2 separate regions of the Homo sapiens genome follow, and region 1 is linked to region 2. Evidence: chromatin contacts called from ENCODE Hi-C or POLR2A ChIA-PET data. All regions are on one chromosome and are shown on one strand. Each heading gives the region's core, a stretch centred on a gene start or an enhancer-like site at or near the end of the contact. The rest is flanking DNA. Distances are from core to core; before and after follow the strand shown.

Region 1 (5,242 bases), core at 1,545-4,044, 930 kb after region 2:
AAGAATCTCAAAAATTGTTAAAGACTGTGAAAGCCTGTAATCCCAGCACTTTGGGAGGCCAAGGCAGGCGGATCATGAGGTCAAGATTTTGAGACCATCCTGGCCAACACCCTGTCTCTACTAAAAATACAGTGACACCCTGTCTGACACCCCGTCTCTACTAAAAATACAGAAATTAGCTGGGCATGGTGGCACGCACCTGCAGTCCCAGCTACTCGGGAGGCTGGGGCAGGAGAATCACTTGAACCCGAGTGGCAGAGGTTGCAGTGAGCCAAGATGAGATCATGCCACTGCACTCCAGCCTGGGCAGCTGAGCAAGACTCTATCTCAAAAAAAAAAAAAAAAAAAAAAAAAAAAAAAGACCGTGAAAGGACTGGGTAGCTATCTAAGAAAAATATTAACAGCAACACTGGCAAGAAATTGCCATAGCCCCTGACTACCGTTCTTGGATTCTTCAGCTGTGTCCACCAATGTTGTAAACATGGAAGTATTTAGTCATTCCACAAATATTTATTGAGTACCTACAGAGTCCCAGGAACTCTGATGTCCCAGGTGTTGTGTTTGGAAAATTCAGGAAAATAGAGAGTGGTCTCTTTCCACCTGCTGCTCTATGCAGCATGGGAGACAGACAGGTAAACAGGACATTACAATAAAATGCAATGTAGAAACCCAGACACAGTGCTTTGGAAGCATAGAAAATGTATCTGTTAACTCTGCCAGAGGGGTTAGGAAGGGATTAAGAAGGAGATTTAAAGGATGACTAGGAGTTCCTAGGCAAATAGGAGGAGGAAACAGCCCATGCAAATAGCTCAGCAAGGCTATGGCCAGTAGTGTGGTTTGACTAAAGCTCACAATCTGTGAGAATGTGGGGAGAGAATCAGAACATAATCAGAGGCCTGATTATCAGGTGCCTGGCCAAGTTGAGGAGTTTGTACTTTATCCTACAAGGGAGATAAACTTTATCTCCCTTGCTTTATCCGACCAGGAGAAGCAATGAAAGACTTTAATCAGAGGAGTGACAGGATTAGGTTTGCATTTCAGAAGGATTTCTTTTTTTTCTTTACTTTCTTTTTTTTTTTTTTTTTGAGACGAAGTCTCACTCTGTTGCTCAGGCTGGAGTGCAGTGGTGCAATCTTGGCTCACTGCAACCTCCATCTCCTGGGTTCAAGCAATTCTCTTGCCTCAGCCTCCCGAGTAGCTGGGATTACAGGCATTCACTACCACACCCAGCTAATTTCTGTATTTTTAGTAGAGATGGGGTTTCACCATGTTGGCCAGGCTGGTCTTGAACTCCTGATCTCAAGTGATCCACCCACCTCATCCTCCCAAAGTGATGGGATTACAGGCGTGAGCTACCACACCAGGCTCAGAAGGATCTTTGACACAGATATAAAGGATGATGGGCTAGAGAAAGCGAGAGCGGAGGCTTAGAACTGCTTAGGGAGCTTTTCAAATAATTCAGGTGAAAGCTACTGAGGAGTTAATTGTGGGTAGCAGCAGGGCAGAGCTGTTTTCTCTATTTCTAGTTAGGACTTTGGCCCATCCTTCCAGAATTTCAGTGGCAGTGCTTTCAGGGTTCAGGTGAGTGAAGGCACTGTAAAGGTCCTGATGGAATTTGAGGCCAGCCTGGGCAACATAGTGAGACCCCGTCTCAATTTATATTAAAACATAAATTAATTAGAAAAATAAAAAATAAAGGTCCTGAGGGCCAGGCAAAATGCCTCAGATAAAGAAATCATCATGAACGGCACCAAGTGGTTCATTCATTCATTCATACATTTATGTGTTACTAATTCAGCCAGAGGTTTAAAGCACATCTTTTTCATTAGGAAGGTGAGCCTTAAAGGTGAATACTCAAGGGGCCTGAATACTTAAGGAGGGGAAGGGGATGCTATATGCTTTCACTTCAAGTCAGCGGGAAGAATGGCACACTCAAAGTGGGGAGGTCAGCCTGGCATGGTGGCACCTGTAGTCCCAGCTACTCCAGAGGCTGAGGCAGAGGGATCGCTTGAGCCCAGAGTGTCGAGGCTCCAGTGAACTATGACCTTGTTTCTTAAAAAAACAGCTGGGAGTTTATATTCTAGGGATAGGGTGACAAACGAACAACTTCCAAAATGCACAAGATGTATGGGGAACAATTAGTTTGGCTGGAATTTGCGTTGGGGGGAGATCAGAAGCTGTTGAGAAATAAGGCTATAGTTGGTGAAGATATCCGACTCGTAAAAAGGCAATGGGATTTAGAAATTCCTGGGATTCTGTTTCTTTGACTCGGGGTTAGGAAGACAGGGAAGTAACAAGTGCCTTTTTTTTTTTTTTTAATAGTTAAGGGACCTGAGACTGGGGGTGGGGGGCAATGTCATCTGCCCCAGGCCACACAAGTGTAAGATCAGGCATGCATGTCTGCCAAGGTTTCAGTTCAATGTCCGTGCCCCTCTTTTGCTCTCTTCCCAAGGTACAGAGGCGGAACGGCGCGGTGCCCTCGGGTCCCAAGAGAGAAGGGCGCCAAGCTCAGAGCCAGTTCTGTGGAAGGGTAGGGGAAGGCCTGACCCCGGGGGCAATGTGGTGGCGGGACAGTCGTATACACCTTCAGGAGAACCACCTCAGGCTGACAGGCAGTGCGGAGGGCCCCAAGAGCGCCTTAGGGTTGCCTGCTCCAGAGAGCGGGACTCCTGCGCTGCAGCCGGGATACTGGGCGCCGCCGTGCGCCCACCCCCTGCCAGTGGTTCGCTCCGAACACCCCTCGTCGGGCGGCGGGTACTGCGGCCCGCCCCACTTCCGGTTGTTGTCCGGCCCTATATCCGGTGTCCGCCCGCCCTCGGCTCCTCCGCCGTGATGCTGTCCCGATCCCGCTGTGTGTCTCGGGCGTTCAGCCGCTCGCTCTCCGCCTTCCAGAAGGTACGGTCTGGCCGAGCCGGGGCCCCGACGGGTGAGGAGTCTGTTGGCGGGCAGAGAGGCGGCCTGGAAGGCAGGGGCGCGGCGCGCCGGCCGGGCCGGGCACCAAGGGCACTGGGACGCGGAGGCCGCGCGGGCTGGGCGGCCCGGGGCCGTGGTTGCCCTCGGGACCGTTTTGCGGAGCCCAGCGGCCCCCTGCCTTCTCCAGGCAGCCTGCGGGGAACGTTTCCTGCTGTACCCCACCCTCCGCGCGGGAGCTGGGGAGCCGCGCCCGTCCAGATACTTGACTCAGAGTTAGGGAGGAGGCGCGGCGGAGTCCTCCGGCGGGATTCGGCGCCCGTCTCGTCTTGCTCTGTTAAAATCAGTGGGTATTAATGAGTCCCGTTGGGAAGTTGAGATAGTTTGGCAGGCCCAGCGTGTTGATTGGGTCTGCCAGCACGGTGTGTTGCATTTACCTTCGGAGTTACGAGATTCACCTGTCACCACCACTGGGACAGCTTTGAGCGTGTACTTAAAAGAAAAAGCTGGGTTTTTTTTTCATCTTGGGTGACGTCGATAATGTCTTCTTTCTCAACAGGGGAACTGCCCTCTAGGGAGACGTTCCCTGCCTGGTAAGTTCTGCCCTTACCGTCACCTAAAATGCTCTCCTCCTGGGCAGAGCAGTATGTGAGGAACTCGGGGGTGCCTGTGTTTCTCATAATATTTAAAGACAGTTTGGTTCAGAGAGTAGTGAGACGCAATGCTACATAATCACGAGCTATCGCTTATTCATTTAGCTCGTAGTTGAGTTTCTACTGTGTTAGGCACTGTGCTAGACGCTAGGGATACAGGAGTGGATACAGAAGTGTACAGTTCTTGCCCTCGTGGAGCTCCTAGGCTAGTTGGATAGTGTCAGTTGCTAAACAAGCCAACAAAGGCAAATTTTTGTAACTGCTGAGAAGGAAACGAGGGTGGACAGAAGAGCCCTTTTTGAGGAGGTGACTTAAAAGTTATGGCCATGGCCGGGCGCGGTGGCTGACGCCTGTAATCCCAGCACTCTGGGAGGCTGAGGCGGGCGGATCACGAGGTCAGGAGATCGAGACCATCCTGGTTAACACGGTGAAACCCCATCTCTACTAAAAAATACAAAAAATTAGCCGGGCGTGGTGGCAGGCGCCTGTAGTCCCAGCTCCTCGGGAGGCTGAGGCACGAGAATGGCGTGAAGCCGGGAGGCGGAGCTTGCAGTGAGCCGAGTTCGCGCCACTGCACTCCAGCCTGGGCGACAGAGCGAGACTCCATCTCAAAAAAAAAAAAAAAAAAAAGTTATGGCTAGCAGAATGTGACGGAGCTAACCCAGTGAAGCCCAGGAGAAAGAGAATGGCATTCACAAAGACCCTGAGGAAGAAAAGAGGTTGGCAGAACTTAAGAGCTGGAAAAAAGGTGATTTGGCCGGAGTATTTTGGTTAAGGGAGAGAGTGGCAAGAGATAGAAGATGGTATAGAGACTGAAGGAGTTTAGATTTTATCCTAGCAGTTAAAAAGAAAAAAGTGTCATCCATAGCTTTTTTTCTGTTATATGCCTAGCCTAAGTATTTGTTGAATGAGTTGACCTTGTTGTGGGCTTTCTTTGTGCCAAGCATTTATATGAGTGCTTTCTGTGAATTTTTTAGTTAATCATCTCAAAACAGTAAAAAGTATTTTCTCTATTTTACAAATGCATAACCCAAGACAAGAGAGCTTAAAAGCCTTGGCCATGGTCACCCACCCAGCTGTTGATAAGCCAGGTCTACCTGACCCATCCTGAACTCTTAACCCACCATGTTCTCATTTACTCATGGACTCAACAGATCATTTATTGAGTGCTTACTATATGCCAGCCACTGTTCTAGGTAACAGGGGTATAGATAGACTCTAGCCTCGAGATTTTATGGGCTAGCTGGAGAGAGAGAGCAAATATACATTTATGCTCCGACAAGGGCATAAATTTTGGTTACTACGAGAGAGGAATTAAAGGGTGTGATGAGAGGGTGGGATGATGTAGACCAGCTTGGGAAGGTTGGGAATGTCAGTAAAGGCTTCCCTGAAGAAGTGACATTTAACTGAGACCTGAATATAAAAGAGCCAAGAAAATGTATTCCAGGCAAAGGGAATTGCTTGTGCAAAGGTTTTCAGACAGGAAAGGACTTGACCAGTGATAGACATGGGAAGAAGCCTGTCTGGCAGGAAAGATAGAGTGGGCTGGACGGTACAGGATCGCGTAAAGTGTGGACTTTATCCTGAGAGTTATGAGAACATAAAGCCCCTAGCACAATGTCGGCTTGTAGTGGACTCTCAATAACAAACATGTTTTTCAAGTGGGAACCCTGAACAAT
Region 2 (5,448 bases), core at 1,966-4,465:
GTCAAGGAATGGATGATGGCTGGGTGCAGTGGCTCATGCCTGTAATCCCAGCATTTTGGGAGGCCGAGGGAGGTGGATCACCTGAGGTCAGGAGTTCAAGACCAGCTTGACCAACATGGTGAAATCCCGTCTCTACAAAAATACAAAAATTAGTTGGGCGTGGTGGCGGGTGCCTGTAATCTCAGCTACTGGGGAGGCTGAGGCAGGAGAATCGCTTGAACCCGGGAGGCGGAGGTGGCAGTGAGATGAGATTGCGCCACTGCACTCCAGCCTGGGCAACAAGAGTGATGCTCCGTCTCAAAAAAAAAAAAAAAAAAAGGAATGGATGATTAACAAGACAGACAGTATGGTCTGGCTGGAAGAGCAATGTCTTAAGAAGTGGGACACACAATTAACTTTTTCAGTACTCCATTCATTCATAAAATATTTACTGGGTGCCTGATGTGCACTGGGCATTTGGCTGAGAACAAGACAAACAAGGTCCTTACTCTCATGAAGCTTACACTGTAGTAAGAGGAGACAGACAATATAAGATGATGATAAATTCTGTGAAAACCATAAACAACTGTGAGGTTATAAAAAGATGGAGTGCCTATGGAAAGCTTTTTGGTTGATAAAGTCCATCAGATTAAGGTTATTAGGAATGTACTTGTAATCAGTACATCAGTTAGGCTTATTAACTTGCTGCAGGACACTACGGAAAACCACAGGGAACTTAGGGTTGAGGGTGTGATTTTTATAGGGTTGGCTTCCCTGATTGATTCAGGGAACCAGGTATCAACTCTGGAATGGTGCTGTCATGAAGTGGGGACAATTTAGTTAAGCGAATGACTGAGCAATTTTTTTTTTTTGAGACAGGTTCTTGCTCTGTCACCCAGGTTCTGGAGTGCAGTGGTGCAATCATGCCTCACTGCAGCCTGAACCTCCTGAGCTCAGGTGATGATCCTCCCACCTCAGCCTCCCGAGTAGCTGGGACTACAGCACACACCATCACACCTGGCTAGTTTTTGTATTTTTTGTACAGATGGGGTTTCACCATGCTTCCCAGGCTGGTCTCCAACTCCTGAGCTCAAATGATCCGCCTGCCTTGGCCTCCCAAAGTGCTGGGATTACAGGCGTGAGCCATTGGGCCCCGCCCAACGGCAATACTTATTCAAAAGGTGAGAAGAATAAAGTAGGGTGGGTAAGTAATTGATCAGTAAGCCTTTTGGAAGAAGGGGTGTTAGTAATTTTGCACCTATGTTATGGCCCTGAGAGAAACACTGTTTCCTGATGCTCTTGCCGTTGGCATTATCTATGCCTATGACAGTCTGAGTTATACTTTCTCAGTCCTGGGCTGATTTTTATTTTTCATTGTGGAGGAATTTTGAATTGACACTTGATTGATGAGGAGCCAGGCTTACTAAAATCCAGGGTAAGAGTCAGAGATATGTATGCACCCTAGCCCTGGCTCTGCTACAGTGTGTGATCTTGGGCACGTTTTTTCTTTTCTTTTAAAGACAACTTTATTAAGACATAATTTCTATACAATATATTCACTCATTTAAAGTGTACAATTCAGTGGTTTTAGTATATACACAGAGTTGTGCAACTACCATCACAATTTTAGAACACCTTCATCGCCCTTAAAAGAAATGCCACACGCTTTAGTGGTCACTCCCTATTTCCCCTAACCCTCCACACCCCACCCCACCAGCCCTAAGCAACTGCCAATCTACTTTTTGCCTTTAATAGTTTGGGGTCCACCAGGTGCACTGGCTCACGCCTGTAATCCCAGCACTTTGGGAGGCCTTGGCTGGTGGATCACTGGAGGCACGCGCCACCACACCTGGCTAATTTTTTTTTTTTTTTGAGACGGAGTCTCGCTCTGTCGCCAGGCTAGAGTGCAGTGGTGCAATCTTGGCTCACTGCAACCTCCACCTCCCGGGTTCAAGTGATTCTCCTGCCTCAGCCTCCCGAGTAGCTAGGACTACAGGCGCGCACCACCATGCCCAGATAATTTTTTGTATTTTTTTGTTTGTTTGTTTTTGTTTTTGAGAGAGTTTTGCTCTTGTTGCCCAGGCTGGAGTGCAATGGCACAATCTCGGCTCACTGCAACCTCCACCTCCCAGGTTCAAGCAATTCTCTTGCCTCAGCCTCCCGAGTAGCTGGGATTACAGGCATGTGCCACCACGTCCAGCTAATTTTGTATTTTTTTTAGTAGAGACAGGGTTTCTCCATGTTGGTCAGGCTGGTCTTGAACTCCTGACCTCAGGTCCCAAAGTGCTGCATTACAGGAGTAAGCCACCGCACCCGGCCAATTTTTGTATTTTTAGTAGAGACGGGGTTTTGCCATGGAAACCAGCCTGGTCTCGATCTCTTGACCTCATGATCCGCTTTCCTTGGCCTCCCAAAGTGCTGGGATTACAGGCGTGAGCCAGCGCGCCTGGCCAATTTTTTTTTTTTTTTTAAATTTTTAGACGGAGTTTCACCATGTTGGCCAGGCTGGTCTCGAACTCCTGACCTCAGGTGATCCACCCGCCTCGGCCTCCCAAAGTGCTAGGATTACAGGCGTGAACCACCACGCCCGGCCAAATTTGGGGAGCAATTTTCTTAATCTCTTTGTGCCTCAGTTTTCTCTTCTACAAAAATGAGACGACAATTGTACTACTGGTCATAGAGTACTAAGAGGATAAGCGAAAACTGAGTGACATTGCCTATCAAGAGCCTCGTATAAAGTCCGAGAGGTTCAGGTCTGTAAGTCAGAGTCCGCCTCCTGGTCCCTAAACGCTCATTTTAATCCCACGCCCCTCCGTGACACGCCCCTGCTGTCTGTCTCCAAGGCAACGCCCAACAGTTTCCTCTCCGGGATTCCTTTCCCGGGGGCAGTCTCTTTTCTCTCCTCACCTGACGGCTCCCCTCCGCGCCTCCGGGGGCTCCCTCAGGCCTCCCCACGGTCATTTCAGCTGGACAGAGGCAGCAGCGACAGTGACAGCGATAGTGGCAGCAGCGGTGGCAGCGAGAGCTATGCGGGGCCAGGGTCCACCCCTTTCTAGCTTTGGCGTCTGGTTGGCTTCCAGGGCAGCCTCCGATCCATCCCGCCCGAGGAGGCAAGGTTCGTTTTCCGATTGGCCTATTTTCTCCGCGCATTTTATTTCCGGTTCTGAGGACGCCGCGGAAGCGGGACGGGATTGGAGTGCTCTGCTCCGGACGCACTACGTAGGTGGGCCTGCGGGAGTTCTGAGTGCGACGGCGCAGGTCTGCACCATGGCGGCCCGGCTTGTCAGCCGATGCGGGGCTGTGCGTGCAGCTCCCCACAGCGGCCCGCTGGTGTCCTGGCGCAGGTGGTCCGGCGCCTCAACAGACACCGTGTATGACGTGGTGGTGTCGGGTGGAGGCCTGGTGGGCGCTGCCATGGCCTGTGCCTTGGGTAAGCCCTTCTCCAGGCTACTAGTGGCCGGAAACCGGGCCGCGGAGGCACGATGAGAGCCGTGAGAGCCCTAGCACGACTTGCCCAAAGACAATTTCTCAGGTCTCGCGACGCTTCTCCCCTCCCCTCCTAGAGGAACCCCAGGGCACGCCGGAATGCGTGTGGTCCTTCAGGGTCCATTAGGGTCAAAAGTGGGAGGGGCGTTCAGAGTCTGTTCTACTCATGGGAAAACAGGCCTTCCCGGGGTTATTTATAAATGAGAGTTCCAGTTTCTCCAGATCCTGGACAGTACTTGTCATTGTCTTTTTGTTTATAGACATTCTAGTGGGTGTAAGTAAAGTGGGATCTCCAGGTTTTGACTTGTATTTCCCTAATGATTAATGATGTTGAATATCCTTTCATATGTTTATTGGTCATTTGTATATCTTCTTTAGAGAAATGCCTATTCAGACCCTTTGCCCGGTTTTTAATTGAGCAGTTTGTCTCTTGAATACTGTGGTAAGAGTTATTTTTATTTTTTGAGACAGGGTCTTCCGCTGTGCCCAGGCTGCAGTGCAGTGGCACGATCACGGCTCACTGTAGCCTCAACCTCCCTGGCTGAATTGATCCTCCTGCCTCTGCCTCCCAAATAGCTGGGACTGCAGGAATGCGCCACCACTCGGCTGATTTTTGTATTTTTTTGTAGAGACGAGGTCTCACTATGTTGCCCAGGCTGGTCTGGAACTTCTGGGCTCAAGCAATCCACCTGCCTCAGCCTCCCAAAGTGCTGGGATTACCGGCATAAGCAACCCTGCCTGGCCATTATTTTGTTTATTCTGTATAAGTCCCTTATCTGATAAATGACTTGCAAATATTTTCTTCCATTTTGTAGTCTTTTCACTTTTTTTTTTTTCCCTGAGATGGAGTTTCGCTCTTGTTGCCCAGGATGGAGTACAATGGCACGATCTCAGCTCACTGCAACCTCTGGGATTACAGGCTTGTGCCACCATGCCTGGCTAATTTTTGTATTTTTAGTAGAGACGGGGTTTCACCATATTGGCCAGGCTGGTCTCGAACTCCTGATCTCGTGATCCACCTGCCCCTTCCTCCCAAAGTGCTGGGATTACAGGCATGAATCACCATGCTTGGCCCATTATGAGATTTTTTTTTTGTGATTTTTTTTTTTTTTTTAGCTCATCAGCTATCATTAATATTAGTGTTTTTTTATATGTGACCCAAGACAATTCTTCCACTGTGGCCTGGGGAAGCCAAAAGATTGGACACCCTGATCTAAGGGCAGCTGTTCCACCCTATGATCCTCATCTCACAAGATACACAAAATTTAACTTAAAGCAGATCATAGACTTCTGTAACAGGGTGGTTCTCATGGCTGCTTGGGAGGCTGAGGCAGGAGAATCGCTTGAAACTGGAAGGGGGAGGTTGCAGTGAGCTGAGATCGCGCCACTGCACTCCAGCCTGGGCAACAAGAGCGAAACTCGATATCTCAAAAAAAAAAAAAAAAAAAAAAGAAGATAGTGCCCTTTACAGAGCATGCTCTACAGAGCATGTCCCTGTGCCCCATCCTCCACAGCAAAAGCTGCCAAGATGGACCGCTCACTGTCTGTATGGCTGGAGCTAACTTTTTTTTTTTTTTTTTTTTTTTTTGAGACAGAGTCTCTGCTCTGTCACCCAGGCTGGAGTGCAGTGGCAGGATCCCAGCTCACTGCAACCTCTGCCTCCCAGGTTCCAGTGATTCTCCTGCCTCAGCCTTCTGAGGAGCTGGGACCACAGGCGCCCGCCATCACACCTGGCTAATTTTTGTGTTTTTAGTAGAGATGGGGTTTCACCATGTTGCCCACGCTGGTCTTGAACTCCTGAGCTCAACTGATCCATCACCTCAGTCTCCCAAAGTGCTGGGATTATAGGTGTGACCCACTGTGCCTGACCTTTCTTTCTTTTCTTTTCTTTTTTGTAGTTTTTGAGACAGGGTTTTGCTCTGTCCCCCAGGTAGGACTGCAGTTGCACAAACATAGCTCAGGTGTGCCACCATGCCTGGCTAG

What was found. Hi-C counts contacts between places; a loop is a spot of excess contacts on that map. ChIA-PET counts read pairs that join two places held with the same protein, here RNA polymerase II (POLR2A). Pooled maps may share reads with other maps.
Region 1: a pooled map shows a loop between it and region 2 (2.1-fold over the local background). The contact joins the promoter of DLST here to the promoter of COQ6 in region 2. A Hi-C loop is called at or near these places in 1 of 50 pooled maps. POLR2A ChIA-PET finds 5 or more read pairs at or near these places in 2 of 52 experiments (B cell and OCI-LY7).

The regions. Positions count from the first base shown.
Region 1 is chr14:74,879,122-74,884,363 of GRCh38, forward strand. It overlaps DLST (dihydrolipoamide S-succinyltransferase), which reads left to right and starts at 2,795. Exons shown (of 15, transcript NM_001933.5): 1 at 2,795-2,895; 2 at 3,470-3,503. The coding sequence starts at 2,833. RefSeq lists silencers at 2,727-2,953, 2,810-3,139.
Region 2 is chr14:73,947,087-73,952,534 of GRCh38, forward strand. COQ6 (coenzyme Q6, monooxygenase) reads left to right here and starts at 3,216. Exons shown (of 12, transcript NM_182476.3): 1 at 3,216-3,409. The coding sequence starts at 3,247. It overlaps FAM161B (FAM161 centrosomal protein B), which reads right to left and starts at 3,008. Exons shown (of 9, transcript NM_152445.3): 1 at 2,887-3,008. The coding sequence starts at 2,940. RefSeq lists enhancers at 2,898-3,898, 2,915-2,974 and a silencer at 4,968-5,266.